Regions from separate parts of the Mus musculus genome. Here region 2 is linked to region 1. A link is a loop called in an ENCODE intact Hi-C map of the cell type or tissue named here. Cell type or tissue: left cerebral cortex. All regions are shown on one strand.

Region 1 (8,000 bases):
TCCTAGGCTTCTACTTCCTCAGCTGTGAATGTGGCTAATACTCTTTACTTTATATCCTATCACATGTACATTTACACTGACTATATCACACAGAGCAGAGGTCTTAGCGTGAAGTATGTTAATCCTTCTGGCTCCCTTTCCTGGTTTTCAGGTCACTTTGGGAAGTATGTTACAGAATCCTCAGTACATTACACATCTGATTTATTTTTCTCTACCTTCACCATAAGTTTCACTACAAACACACAAGCAACAATGATGAAGCCTGAGACGAACCAAGCTGCAGCTTCTTTTCCTGCTGCTGAGCTGCTGAAAGTGGTTGCTGGACCCCCAGGGCTCAGATGTTTTGTCTGTCACTTGACCTTGTCTCATTCCTCCACATTCTCTCTATTACATAATACATCTAATGCTAACGTTTGAAGCTACCTGGTTGATCTTATAATTTCAAGGTCCATGATAGGTACTGGTCGAGGGGAAAGATCTTGGCTCAATCTTACTTCAGTCTCTTTTTATGATTTTGTACTATCAACTAAATTTCTCAGAGGCCCAGACTAATCTGTATAATATACAGATACTAACAAAATGAGTGCAAGACCCAGCGTTTGATTAAATTAATGGGTTGGATACTCAACATAAGACATTAAAACTGAGTTCTGCAGCAAGTTTCTTAGTAAACATCTTTAACAACAACAACAATAATTTTATATTGACCTCTCCAGTTTTGTTCCTACACTGAAATATTTAAAGCAAGACACTGGCATTTTGATTGCTTGCCACTAGGTCTAAAACATGTATGGAGCTGTATCAGAAGAAAAAAAGAATTCTGAGTGCCATCTTTTAAGTTAGCTGTGTCACCTGCAAATAAGCAACAAGTAAGATTAAGGGCAGAAGTTGTTTCTTAATTGCTTTGACTTTGACTTTTTTCCTCCCATACTTTTATTTCTTTGGTCAGTAAGAGGGTAGAAAAGGGAGTGAGTAAAGAAAACTGAATATACTGATAAAAAGAGAAATGGAGATTTTTATACATTCATTCGCTCGCTTGATTGATGTATTCATTTTGAATTATGTGGCATACATTTTCTGAGACACTAATGAAACTGGTAAATAAAAGTCATAAACATGATTTTATTCAGCTTCTGGTCTAACAGATACCACACAGGTAAATGATTCATCTATAGATATTAGAATATGAAAAACATAGGGATTTCTGTTTGATCATAATGAACATGTTTATTTGGATATAAAGTTATATTAAGTGATCAGGAAGGCTACTTTTTGGGATTCATGCTTTTCAATTTGTAGGTGGAATTAGAAAGATGGGTCATTTAGCTCAAAGAATTTATGCCAGAAAGAAATCATTGAATACACTTTTTTCTGCAATAAAAAACAAAGAAACAACAACAACAACAAAACTCTTTGTTCAAGAGGTTTGCTGAGTCATAACACAAGTGCCCCAGCTAGTGAGCTGCAACTTCCAGTGAAGTGAGAGGGGCAAGACTGTCTGAAATCTCTCAGACTACCAGGCAGTGAAGAAAAGAAAACAGCCTTAGCTCCATAGACAAGTTTGCCAATACTGGTATTCAACAGGCACACAAGGTGCCAAAGATGGAGGAGGAAACTAGAGTGAGAACTGAGTTGTGAGTTGGCTTGAGGGCATGTCCAGAGTTTGTGCATGCTACAGCATCATACAGAATGCTCTCAAACAGGGCTGACAGCAAGCAGTCTATAGCATGATGCACTGGGAAGGATGCCAACCAGGCAATCATGAGACCTAGAGTCTCTTTACAGCTCCAGGCCCTCCACAATGGGGTGTCCAGGAGGTATGACTTCACCTCTTCATTTCCTTAACTGGCAAGTGGAGACAGCAATTCCTACACTTGATCTTAGCCAAAAGGCCGAGAAGTGATGAGATGGCAATTCCTAAATTCAAGAATGGTTGTGTGGTTAGCATCACAAAGGTCTACCAGGATAGCCAGCTCAGAATAGGTACCAGATCAAAATCAGTGCTCTCAATCTTTTATTCTGTTTGCATGGAAAAAAAAATCTAACAGTGTGCCTAATAGCAAGAGTTCTATCAACACTAATGTTGCAGAAAATGCAGGTTTAATGATCATCTATCTACATACTGAGCCTAATTGCTTTTGAATATGCAGCCATTTTACCTGGAGCTTAATGAAGGATTATAGGTGATGTTCTAACAAACTGCAGGCTCAGACTTAGCAGCCAGGTAGAACCCTGCCAAAGGCTGATATTCAGGAACCGGCGACTCAGTCTGTGAGATTTCCCAAGGACAAAAGAGCACTTCCCTGATTTCTGCCATTCCAGCGCAAAGATAAAACATTTCTTGCAGTGTAGAGTGAATTTCTCCCCTCGGCAGCATCAGTCATTCTCAAAGCAAGCTTCTATGAGTAAAACCGTATGTGCCTACCATCTTCAGCATGGACACCAGGGCTTAATAAACTGAAGGCTGTCTTGTGTTTCACTGAACATGGGGAATGGCGCACTTTGTAAGCCACACATTCACATCCATGATTTGGGTCAATGCCTTTTTCTACTGAAGGTTTCCAGTGAGGTTGTCCAGCATGGGCACCGCATTCCAATCGAAAGCATCAGCTTCCCCTTTCCTCCCCAGGGCTGTTGTCCGGCAATTGGTAGATGGTATTCAATCTCTTTCAGTTTTGTCTTCCCCAGGCAGGATTTGCTTTCTTTCCCTATTATTCAAGGTGTTTCTGCTAAGTAGGATATAGCAGAGGTTATATCCTAAGAGTTTATCACAAATGGACAGTATCCATGCTAGATTCCAAGCAGAAACCTATAAAGGAAACTGTCACCTTCTCGACATGAACTCTGAACTTTTGCCAATGCAACACAAGATCAACTTACTCATTAGTGTTTCCTCTTGACGTAGTGAGAATGAAATGTTAAATAAAGTTTTTGCATAGTGCTGAGCCATGTCTAGTGTGTGTGTGTGTGTGTGTGTGTGTGTGTGTGTGTGTGTGTGATACATGACCCTGCCAGATATGTGTGATGCCCAAGCTTTGGGTTAGTCAGGAGAGGATCTGAATAGAGCTGTTAAGGTTCTTGGACTAGTAAAGGCAACTAGTATACAGAGAATAGCAGTCTATGGTAAATGTGTGACGAGATTACCTGAGAACACTGAACCCAAACTTGGTAAATCTGATAGGGATTCTCAGACAAAGTAATATGTATGAACATTCAGATCAGATGGGTAGAGGAGCCAGAGTGGAGAGAACTAGCATTTCCTAACAGAAAAGTGAGTGAGTATGTTAGCATCTGGTACATCTATGGACAGCTAGAAGTGTCTTTACAGCCAGCGCCTGGACCCAGTAGTGACAATACATGTCATCTCTAGGTGACAGCTCCACTCTTGAGTTCATGGCCATGGCACTCACCACACGTCCCTTTGCACATGTGCCACATGCTTCATGGCCTGGATAAAAGACTTGTCCCTGGCAAATGTATGACGAGATCTCTCTTCTTCCCTGTCATCCCCTCGCAGAAGCCACCTCTGACAATAAAATCTCCCACATAAGACCTGTGGCTTGGTATGATCCGTCTGGGATCATGCCTAGTCTAACAGAGTGTGTGTAAGGTGAGCATCCAGAAGGAAAGAAGATCTCAGAAGTCATATGGTAGCACCTCACCTAGGATCCATCAGAAGAGAAATTCACCGAGGCCCACAGTGGAACGGGGTGCCATGGCTTCAATCTCTTCATGGGATAGCGGCAGGACTCTGACAGAGAGGGCATTTGCAAAAGTACAATCAACCTTCTTGGCAATGCAGTGTGGTAGGAGCATTGAATATGTGAGGATGTGAAGAGGCCAGGGCAGGAACCAAAGAAATAATTTCTAGGTAGTTAGGAAGCTTGTACTATTGCTCTGATCTCAGTGTTCAGGAAAGTTATACTTGTTCTTGCTCCTTTGGGGAAAGACTGTTAAGGTAATACAGACAACTTAAAAAATTAATGTTTCGACAAGACACTCAACGCACCCCCATGTACAAGTAACATAACCCACTATCCCCTTAGAATGTATTGGTATAGAGGTAGGGCTATGTATTGATAAGAGAGAATTATTAGGCCTGTATATGACATGTAAAAGGATGGCTGTTGTTCAATCCCTGAGATCTAGATCAAGCTCTAAAATCCCTTTAAAACTTTGTTTTCTCATCTGGACACAGTTGTGAACTTCAATGAAAAAAATTAAAAATATATGTGAGAAAAGTGTAAGCTCTTCTAGTGGTTTGGAACTCACTCAGATCTATGCAAACCACACGTGTACGAGGCAGAAAGGTTATCTTTCCTTTCTCTTCTCAAGGTTTCAGTCCCTATAGCAACATGGAGCTTAAGGAGTGAGCTCAAACCAGAAGTTGCATGGATGACTTATTCAAGTCTGCACGAACCAAAGTGTATCTGCCTGTCTCTTTGTCTCTGTTTCTTTCTGTGTGGGAGAGTGTGTGTAGCAAAGCAGGCATTCAGAAGGCAGTTCTCCAATGAATAATGACAAGATGGACTACTAAAAATGAATTAAGGTCACAGAGCCATCAAACTGGGCTGTCAGAAACTGTGATCAAAGCCTAGGAAATCACACTTTCAAAGTGTGAGAACCTGCAGTTCAGAGACATGAAATGCTTATAATGGGGCCATACAGATGGGAAGCAGAATGGGGACTAGAACTCAGTTCTTCTGATTCCCATGCACATCCCTGTGCATGCATGTGTGTGTGTGTGTGTGTGTGTGTGTGTGTGTGTGTGTGTGTGTATGTAGTGCATTCTACCTATGATTAGGAGTGATACTCATCTAAGTCTTCCTGACTCCACTCACTAAGTTGTCTATAATCTAAAGATAGACAGATAGCTTGTAAGAAAGTCTTTGAAAGGTAGAATCACTTTTATTATTATATGTCTTCTGATTTGCATATGAAACAGTCTTATTGAATATTCATTGCCTTCTGCCACCTGGAGGCACTTTTGCAGTCCCCATCTGTGTCCCTTCCTTCAACACAGTCACTGTTATTATAGAGACTGCAGGAAGAGAACTCTGAGCAAAGTCTTGGGAAAGCCTTCGTTTAAGGGGAAGATTCTACATCAGGTGTCAAAGAACAGCACTGAAGCCTAACCAACGCAGATTGCTGTAAAATATTAAAATTGGGAGCAGGGACATTGGAGAAGGAACAGCATTCTATTTTCTTTGCTTCCTCACAGAATGGAAGATGATATAGGTTGGTAATTATTGGTATGAATTCTGAGTAAGATAAAAGATCTCATTTCAAGCCATTCTACTGGAGTACTCCAAAAGGGGACTAGGGATAAACAGAACTCCTTAAAATGTAAGTTTTCACCAAGGTTTGCTCATTGGAAATTTTTAAGGGATTCGAAAACAAGATAGATGTCTGACTTCCATGATGCAATTGATTAGGAGTAAGTCTTGTGAGCTAGGAGTTTTTAAAGCTCTGGTTTCGAATGGTAGTTCAGTTGGTTCAATGCCTGGTGCACAAGCATGTATACCTGAATTCTAAGAACTCACAGTTTTTTAAATAGGAAGAAGAAAAGGAAGGAAAGGAAAAGAAAAGGGGAAAGGAAAAGGAAAAAGGAAAGGGAAATCAAAGGGAAAGAAAAGCATAGCTTAAGTGTAAACCTGTGCTAGAAATCTCAGTGCTGCGGAGGAAGAGACGAGAGGAGGATCCTTGCAGGTTGCTGCTTTGCCAGCCTGGGCAACTTGGCAAGTAAGAGACCCGTCTTAATGAACAACGTCAGAGGTGGAACTCTAGCTTTACATGTCTATGCACACATACTCACATCACAAATGCCCACACCCATATACATGCACTTTGTCTACCGCACACACAGCTCTCCATGAGACTCTTTATTTTTTTTCCATTTTTTATTAGGTATTTAGCTCATTTACATTTCCAATGCTATACCAAAAGTCCCCCATACCCACCCACCCCCACTCCCCTGCCCACCCACTCCCCCGTTTTGGCCCTGGCGTTCCCCTGTACTGGGGCATATAAAGTTTGCAAGTCCAATGGGCCTCTCTTTCCAGTGATGGCCGACTAGGCCATCTTTTGATATATATGCAGCTAGAGTCAAGAGCTCCGGGGTACTGGTTAGTTCATAATGTTGTTCCACCTATAGGGTTGCAGATCCCTTTAGCTCCTTGGCTACTTTCTCTAGCTCCTCCATTGGGAGCCCTGTGATCCATCCATTAGCTGACTGTGAGCATCCACTTCTGTGTTTGCTAGGCCCCGGTATAGTCTCACAAGAGACAGCTACATCTGTGTTCCTTTCAATAAAATCTTGCTAGTGTATGCAATGGTGTCAGCGTTTGGATGCTGATTATGGGGTGGATCCCTGGATATGGCAGTCTCTACATGGTCCATCCTTTCATCTCAGCTCCAAACTTTGTCTCTGTAACTCCTTCCATGGGTGTTTTGTTCCCAAATCTAAGGAGGGGCATAGTGTCCACACTCCTCCATTGTTGGAGGGATTGCAGGCTTGTACAACCACTCTGGAAATCAGTCTGGCGGTTCCTCAGAAAATTGGACATAGTACTACCGGAGGATCCAGCAATACCTCTCCTGGGCATATATCCAGAAAATGCCCCAACCAGTAAGAAGGACACATGCTCCACTATGTTCATAGCAGCCTTATTTATAATAGCCAGAAGCTGGAAAGAACCCAGATGCCCCTCAACAGAGGAATGGATACAGAAAATGTGGTACATCTACACAATGGAGTACTACTCAGCTATTAAAAAGAATGAATTTATGAAATTCCTAGCCAAATGGATGGACTTGGAGGGCATCATCCTGAGTGAGGTAACCCAATCACAAAGGAACTCACACAATATGTACTCACTGTTAAGTGGATATTAGCCCCAAACCTAGGATACCCAAGATATAAGATACAATTTGCTAAACACATGAAACTCCATGAGACTCTAATATGTTGTTAATGTTAAGAACTCTCGGTCTAGACAAGGGGTTAATTAGCATCTTGTAAAGAGTTAGAAATGAAAGCAACTAGGTTTTGATGGTCACCTTTGTATATCTTAATAATTCAGCTTTGCTGCTGTAGAACAGAACAGCCACAGGTAGTGTGTAAACGAAGCACTCCCTGTGTTCTGAAAAACAGGAGGTAGTGAGCCATGTATGTGCCCTAGGGGGCCATAGCTTGCTCCTGTATTTTTTTTTTTTTTTTTTTTTTTACATTAAAGCCATCAGTTGTGAGCTGGAACAGTGTATGTATACTTAGAGCAAAGCAATGCTTTTGTGTGTGGGAGGAGTATTGAATTGACTGAAACAGTTAAAACTCAATTCTCCTAATCAAAATTTCTAGAAACAAGCATAAAGTGAGTTCATTTTTCCCTTTGGTAATTAATATTTTTCTTAAAAACCCTCTGTTCCTAATATTCAGATTTTTAAGCATCAGAGTTTCTAGCTATTCAAATTCTTTCTGTTCAGCTCCGTAAATATCCACCCACTTTTATAGGTAATATCTTGAGAGGATTTTATACAAAAGATTCATGGTCCACATCACATTTCTGGTCATGTATTTGGAGTAAATACTGAGGCGTGCATGCTCATAATCTGGTGCCATCATTTTTCACACTGTTACCTTTGACAAAAAGTAATGCAGTCGGCGTTTTTGTATTCCTCATTGGAAAGGAAAGTGCTTTGCATTTAAAAGCACAATTTGACTTTTTCTATTTGGTTTAGTGATTTGGTGCCTGCCAGGGCTGAGCCAGTCAGTGTCTTCCTTTCTACAATGGTAATACTGTGAATCTTTCAGACTTCCCTGGTGAGTTTGATTCTAGAATCCAAGCACCAACCAGGCCTGACTAAGGCCAAAAGGACCAGGGCTTGTGGCCCAATGAAGTTAGGCATGACAGAAGAGCTGGGCATTTCTGTATGGGCAGCCCTGGGGCTTAGACTGTAGGGTGAAGTTTCTGTCCCTATATCTCCTTTGCTACTATCACTGG
Region 2 (8,000 bases), 58 kb before region 1:
TGGAAACTTCAAAATAAGATGGTGAATTAGAAGGAAATTAATGAGAACATGACTCATGCCCACTTTAGGATTTCTTCTGTGAGGAATAAGAGGAAAGCACAATTCTTGCTCGGTCTCTTATCAGTCTCACGGTGATGGGTTCTGACATGTCCTTGATGATGATGGGACTCCAGATATCTGTAATTATCAGGGACAATGGTTTTTCCACAGGCTTCCAACTCACCTGCTTTATCTGATTATCTCATTTTCCTGTTCCTATGACCTGAGGATGATGGGAAAGTAGATCAGCTCCACTGAAGAGCACTTAGTGTCTACCAAGAAAGCACAGTAGCATCTGACACTAATGAGACTTCCCGTGAGGCTACTGTATGCTTGGTATGACAGTAACACATTATTGTCTCTTTGACATAAACTTATGTGAGTGGTTGGACAGAAATTAGTTAACTTCAATATCAGGTTTGGAAACAAAGCGTCACATATTTTGAATAACGAGTCTGTTCTCTTAGCTTATCTAAAGGATACCTAATTACAGGATACTACACTGGATTCCTAATCTCCTGTCATTCTCCTCCTATGACATCATTGCTGTTGAATGCCAGTGTTTGGGAGTGCATGCTTTCTCTAAATTTTAATCACAGCAAAGGACACATGCTTCATTTGTCATGGCTGAGTCCTGGCTTTAGTTAATGAACACAATGTTATTTTTCCTCCCCTATGTTTCATTTCAGAGCTATCACAGTACCAACTTCTACTTTATTGGTTTAGAGTAAATTATTCAGCTCTTCATTACCATAGTATGAATGTTTAATTTTTGCCCTGATATTGTCACAGGGAAAATGTGCCCTCACATCAGTGGGTTCTGCCTCTGAGATGTGATTCCACATGTGACTTGCACAGAGTCCCAGAGAACACACAGTCTTTGCCTGAGGGCCGCTCAGAGCCACACACTTACCTTCTATTCTAAGAGCCAGTGATTAAAGAAGGCAATTGTGAAATTCTGGCACATTTCAGGGAGAAATTTTCTTAAAATAATTTCCAGAGAAATAAGAAGTCATTCAAAAGCTTAGAAGTTGTTTTTTTGTGAGGAGTGAATGCAAGAGAGTTAAGTGTCCTTTAGTTAAGGTAAAAGGATAGAGAAGAAGTCTAGCTCCAGAGCTAATACTGTCTACTCTGCTAGGCCAATGATAATGTGTGTCCAGTTCATTTTTACAATCCCCAGTCTATCCTCCCCTCCCTGAGAATTCATGGATCATCCCAGGACCTCTCCCACTCAACTCTATCCACATTGAACATGTGAAAGCTCTTTATTCTGTGTTCATTTTTCCCAAGTCTTTCTCCACTATATTTCCCTACTGACATTTTCCTGGGTTTCTCATTCACCAGCCTCACTTTTTCTTTGTAGGATATGATCTTCTACCCTCCAAGCCACCCTGGCTGTGACCGTCAAGATGATTTTTTTTTTTTTTTTTTTTTTTTTTTTTGTCTAATCATGTCTGCTTTCTGCTTGAAATCTTTCTGCAAGGCTTGGGATGTAGTTTCATCTGCACAGTGTTTTCCTACTCAGGCTTGAAGACCTAGAATTAATCGAGAGAAAAAGAGAGAGAGAGAGAGAGAGAGAGAGAGAGAGAGAGAGAGAGAACACAAGAACACAAGAACACAAATATCTTCTTTTCTGAAGGTTGGGCCGTACCTCTCCAGTATGTTCATGAATGGGTCCATGATGCCAATGGAGAAAGAGATAAGATTCACGTCTTGCTTGAGTCAGCCCATCCTAACAAAGTTTCTGTGTTCTATGATTTGAGCATAATAAACCCTGTCAAGAATTTTCCATCCCAACAACTTTTGTAATAATATTTTAATCTCAATCAGCTGTTTCTACCCTACCTGTGATCATTCACTTCCCAGATAAAAGACACAGAACTTTTAGATTTATAATACGCCTTAATCAGCACTAGAGCCAGGCAGATATCTACACTCTACACTATTATGTCAACGGTCCCATCAGTAGCCCCATGTTATAGTGTGCCACATCCCATCTGTGCTGCTTTTAACTCCAACTGGCCCCTCATTGTCAACTTTTCATGACTTTCCTGCCCTATAGCATGTTCTCCTCTCTCGACCTTCTCTCTCCCCCCGTGGTTCTGCATCAGACTGCCAGGCTGGGAACCAAAACTCCGCCTATCTCTCTTCTGCCCAGATATAGGTTACAGGCATCTTTATTCAACAAATCAGGGGTAACTTGTGGAGCAAGGTTATGTAGCATTATCTGGGTCCCATCTCTGGTGGCAATCAGTACTTAGCATTAAAATACTTGGCAAATTGCCAATCCTCAACAACTCTCATGTTTTAAAACATAAAAAACTACAACTTTTAGTATCATTTGCTGTTATTCAAGACTAAACTGATACCTAGGAGGTGGTTCAAATCTATGCTGGGGCTTTGAAGTCTTTGGGAAATGCTACCTCATATTCTCAGGTATAGTTAGCTGTGCTGTTTCTTAAGCTCTCTGGAGTTATTCATCTGATGGAGCCTGAGGAAGCAGTCATTCATTGAGACCACATGCTAGGCAGGGTTATATTATTTTCCTAGATGCTGGATGTTAAAGACTTATTTTACAAATAATGGATGTGAAACGTGGCCATAGCATGCACCTTGTCCAGGGAAAGTATAGGAGAGACACACAGGACATAGATAATAACAGTTATGAGCAAGTTTGATGTTTATTTTGTAGATAAATTCTTTTTCTCTTTCCAAGCTCTGCACAAGGAGTAGGAATTGTTCTTCTGAAGAAAACTAATATAAACTCTATGAACAGATTAAATGAGATAATCCTTTGGAGAATCCTCAGCCCGATGCTCAGAATATCATTTTTATCCGCATCCTTTATTCATCTTTGTGCCCATCACAGTGTGAAGCACCTACACTTCTAATAAGGAGCCAATACAAACAGGTTCCACTTGCTGGATTAACAAGTCAACCAAAGATGATTTTAATGTTATTTTCCTCTAGCAATAAATATACAACCATACATTACATGCACATGGAAAGCCTGGTTAATAATCTGTCTCATTAAACTGAATCTGAGACTTCTGTTAGCCAGGGAAGGTAAAATGTCTCATGTTTCCTAAGCTTGTTCTATGCGGGGATGATCTGCTTTGTGTTATAAAGGCATTGTGATATTTGGCCAGTTTATGAGATGGATATTGTTACTATTCCACAAAAAGAAAACTCAATAGCATGCTCACAGCTACTAGACCAGTACGTGGGAAGAGCTAGAATTGGTAGCCAGTGTGATCTGACTGCCAGCTCCTTAAGACCTTCTGCTGAACTGAATGGCTCAGCAGTATTCCTGTCTGCATACAAGCACTTTCAATTTTAAACATGCTCCAGGTCATTGGGTGCCTACTATGTGTTGGACAGTTGTTTTATTTTACAATAAAGTCTACTTTACTGGATGCTTTTACATATAAGAAAACCCCAGAGGAGTGCAGTACCACATCCTAAGGGGTTAGGGATAAGATTTAAAACCAATTCTGACACAAGGGCCTCCTGGTTTTTGTTGCTGTGTGCTGACTGAGTTTGGGTAGGACCATGGAGCCTGAGAATCAACATATACACCAGAGCTTTAATCATCCTTATAATAGAATGGCAAGCCATGTAAAGCACTACCGTTGTCTTTAGCAAAAGCCAGCTTTCATTTCATGTGGAAAATCCTTCAGAGCCACTAAAGGAAGAGCAGAGCCTGCTCAAAGCCACTTCATTTATCTCCTGTCTCCATGGTTCCTGTCTGATGCAGAGGTTTGTGGCTGCCTGGCCCACCTCAGGGTTTGCTGCCCACTGAGCATGCCTGTTTCACTACAGTAGGCAAATGGACTTTGCAGAAGGACATGCACCAATGCTCTGACCCTCTATTGCTATGCAATACATCCCTGATCTGGCAAATAGACCTGCATTCCAACTACAATTTATAGACTCCAGTCCTGCTGGGTTGAAACAGAAAATAAATAGACCCTTAGGAAGTTTTTTCTTGGGTACTTGATTACTGAATGTAGATGTTTATGGTCCTGTCTAAGTGCATGAGTCCATGCAATGCCTCCAAGGAAAGTGATGGAGCTATGTCAAGGATGAGAGTGAAGGGAGAGAGTGAATGAGAGCTCCTGCTTTGTAGCTGCTCCCTCTAAGTTGCAACATTCCTCCCTGGAGGAAGCTCCTTCAGACTCAGAGTAAGGCATCCTTGCAAGACTCAAGAAGTAAGCAAAGCTCACAGATGTTGAGACGTTCCAGAATCTTGAAGATGTAAGGTTGGATAAACAGTAACAATAGCCTGGGAGAGAACAGCGTGCTTAGTCTACAAGCTATGGAAGGAGTTCCAGGGGTGCAGCAATTGTTAACCATTACTCATATTTAGGTGTGTTTGTGGGTGATCCAGCTGCTTTTGAGGAACACGTGTTCCTGCCAGTAACCCTAATAAACGCACTGGTTCACTAAGCTAGATTGGGGTGCAATCATTTTTTTTTCAATGGATTTCTTGTACCCAAGCTGGAGTGAATAGATGTTTACTCACTTCTCCCCAGGAAAAGTCATTTAATATTTGGATTCACAAGACACAAGAACTAGTAGTAGCCCAATTTCATGCACTCAGTTCTGAGGCCAACTGGACTATAAAGAAGGCCTCAGGGTTTAATGTAATCTAGAGAACAGATAAGATTTGGAATTTTCTTGGTTGCTCCAGGAGGAGGATGCAACCTTACAGGATTCCTTTGGTTCTCAGTTCCATGGCTCAGCATCCGGGGATGAGTATCTAGTTCCTACCCCAGGCTCCCCGCTGAGAACACAGCCACTCTGAGTGCAGATGTGCCCTGAGTATGAGTTAGCATCGGCTTTGGAACAGGTGATTAAACAAAATGAAAGCATTCCAAGCTAGACTGAGCATTTACCCAAGAGTGGACAGCTCACTCTTCCACAGGTATCACTTCTGCCTCACAAACTCCCCACTGATGAATCTCACGTCAAATAACTGACCTGGATATTCTTCAATTGAGTTTGATTTGCTATATATGTTTTGGTATTCTTAAAAATTACCATCATCTATCTATCTATCTATCTATCTATCTGTCTGTCTGTCTGTCTGTCTGTCTGTCTGTCTGTCTGTCTGTCTATCTGTCTGTCTGTCTATCCATCTATTTTTTTGTATGTACACACATATACATGTGCTATGATGTATTTATAGATCAGAATTCAAGTGCGGGTGTGGTTCTCTTCTACCATGCGAATTCCGGAGATCAAACTCAGGTTGTCTGGCCTGGCCACAAATGCTTTTTCCCTCTGAGCCATCTCCCCAGCCCTGGACATTCTTGTATTGTGTTTCTGTTCATATGGATCCTACACCCTTGATATTCTGTCTTCTCTCACGCACTGCCTTTTTCTATCCATTGGGGACTAAGTATGTCTTGAAGTTGCAGCCATAAAAATACCTTCTATATAGTTAATTTGAGACACAGTGTCGGGGTGGGATCATGTTTCTCTGATCCTTGATCATGCACATGTATGCTCACTTTCAGGCTTATATGGCAGCATTATGAAATGTTTTCTTGACTCTAGACTACCTGGATTTATATCTTGACTCCACCAATGATGTCCTGGGATACTTAATCTCTTTCTTTTTATATGAAGATATAATAGAAACCACCTACTTATCAGTGGTTTGGCATAGGGAATGGGTGTGTGTTCACTGTTAGATCTAGAGTCTGTGACCACTTTTAAACAGCATGGCCCAATTTCTTCATCCTCAAACTTCAGTAATCCTCTAAGATGTGGTATTCTCTGGAAGCTGGCATGGTGCTTCCAGTTTTCTAGCCAGGGTACAAAGCACACGAGGGACCTTTCTTCTCTATGTATCTGTCTCAGTGTTGTTCATGGGGACGGATCCCTTAAATTCAGCCTAGCTGTTCTTCCTACCATCCCAGTGCAGTGGATGACTAGGCTTCAGTCAGAGTTTATTTTCCAGCAGTTCTAAACTTCATTGTGACTGACAGACAGAATTGAACGATCTCAAAAAACTCATCACTGAGAGCCAACATTGTGCTAAGGGAATGAGCTCCCTGAGAGGATAATAAGTGGACTGTCATAAATAACACAGAAAGTCAGACTACCCTACCACAAACGTTAGAGTCTGTCAACCTTCTCCCTTCTTGCATCTCAGCGGGAATCCAGAAAGATGGCAACTACAAGGTAGGGTGACTGGTGTCTCCTGTCTTTTTGGAGCTGCTGTGATATATTTGTTTATTCAATAGCAAAGTCAGTGTATGGTGAACATTCATCACCCTGCCACTTAGAAATGCACAAAGGATGAGAGACACAACAAACAAATATATACACAAATAAATATGTGTAACTAAGAGCATGTGAGCAGTGTGAAGAGGAGAGAGAGAGAGAGAGAGAGAGAGAGAGACAGAGACAGAGACAGAGAGAGACAGAGACAGAGAGAGACAGAGAGAGAGAGAATATGAATGGATGATGGAAGGGTGCCTGAGTTATAATCTATGGTGGCAAATAATCCTGAAAACAAATTGTAATTTCATGCTACATATGTATTGTGTTATGTTCTCCAAAAACACTCATTTGTTGAAAATTCTAAACTACAGTATATTGGAATATGCCTGTTTATATAGATTATATTTTAAAGAAGTGATTAAATGAAAATAAAATCTGTATGGTAGCCCTGAAACTATTATACATGCTGTCTTTATGAGAAAACCACAGAGAGAACACCCCTATGCCTCCACAGTGATAGGGCAACAGGAATACATAGCAAGAAGCAGGTGTTTGCAAGCCGAGGAAGGAAGACAAAACCCAGGCTTCTTGATCTTTTAACCTCTCCCCTAGGAAAGACTCACCACGGTCCCCGGATATACAGACTTTTCTTTTTTCTCCTCTTCTTCTTCTTCTTCTTCTTCTTCTTCTTCTTCTTCTTCTTCTTCTTCTTCTTCTTCTTCTTCTTCTTCTTCTTCTTCTTCTTCTTCTTCTTCTTCTTCTTCTTCTTTTTGAGACAGGGTTTCTCTGTGTAGCCCTGGCTATCCTGGAACTCACTTTGTAGACCAGCCTGGCCTCGAACTCAGAAATCCACCTGCCTCTGCCTCCCAAGTGCTGGGATTAAAGGCGTGCACCACCACACCCAGCATATAGACATTTTTTTATAGGTTATACTTTAGTGATAAAAAAACATTTCAAGTAGTACTAGTGTTAATTATAAAAATGATAAACATACATTGTTATATACCAGGAAATACATTTATATGATTCAGTTGTTTTTTTTTTTTTAATTTTCTCTTCAGAAGTTATAAGAGAACCACTAACCTCTATTTGTCCTGGATTATATTTGGAAAGGAAATTCATGTGCAAATAGCCTTGGAGGAAAGATAGCATCTCCCTGTGAAGCAAAGGGCAGGCATATTTGCTGTCACTCATGAAAGATGTGGCCTCCCTAAGCTTAAGGCTTCTCTCTTATAACACAAGCCACTACAAGTGGCTCATCCGTGTCACTCCCATGAATCTTTGGAGCAAGGGGAATCCTTACACACAGACTCCTTGCTGTGAAGGGAGTAATAATGCTGTAGTCTGAGCCAGGAACCTTGTGTCTTATGTCACTATCCACACTGTAGTAAGCAGACTTGTTAGCTACCAAGTATGATTAAAAAAAAAGTTAACAACACATTAATTTCCATGCTGGCTATGTAATGTTTTTCGCCATAATTTTGTCATAATTCCATCATGGCCATGAAGGGGATCATCTATTGGGAGCCTCCACGGGTCCCACTCCTGGCATGCCAGTTCTTCCTGGGTAATGAGAAAAGTCCTGAGCAAGAATCCATGCCAGTGATGCGCATGCTCCATCCAGCAGCCCTTCCACATCGTTTCCTGAATGCACATTGCTTTTTTCTGTAAAGCCCAAGGAAATGTCTAACAAGGCACCATGCAGCCATTCTGCCTGCTGATGCCAG

What was found. Hi-C counts contacts between places; a loop is a spot of excess contacts. Peaks named below come from ENCODE experiments on the same cell type or tissue, not always from the same donor. Only the 100,000 strongest peaks of a DNase experiment are listed, where the experiment ranks them.
Region 2: it touches region 1 in a loop (2.3-fold over the local background); 2 of 42 quality-filtered maps call a loop at or near these places.

The regions. Positions count from the first base shown.
Region 1 is chr7:95,722,917-95,730,916 of GRCm38, reverse strand. No RefSeq gene overlaps it. Among named protein-coding and RNA genes, the nearest start is that of Gm39049, 49 kb to the left of the region's middle. In left cerebral cortex, no CTCF peak of the experiment used is centred here; DNase peaks (open chromatin) are centred at 4,594 and 4,991.
Region 2 is chr7:95,780,623-95,788,622 of GRCm38, reverse strand. Gm39049 (a long non-coding RNA gene) reads right to left here. Exons shown (of 3, transcript XR_869800.1): 3 at 7,452-8,000. Among named protein-coding and RNA genes, the nearest start is that of Gm39049, 9.2 kb to the right of the region's middle. In left cerebral cortex, no CTCF peak of the experiment used is centred here; no DNase peak of the experiment used is centred here.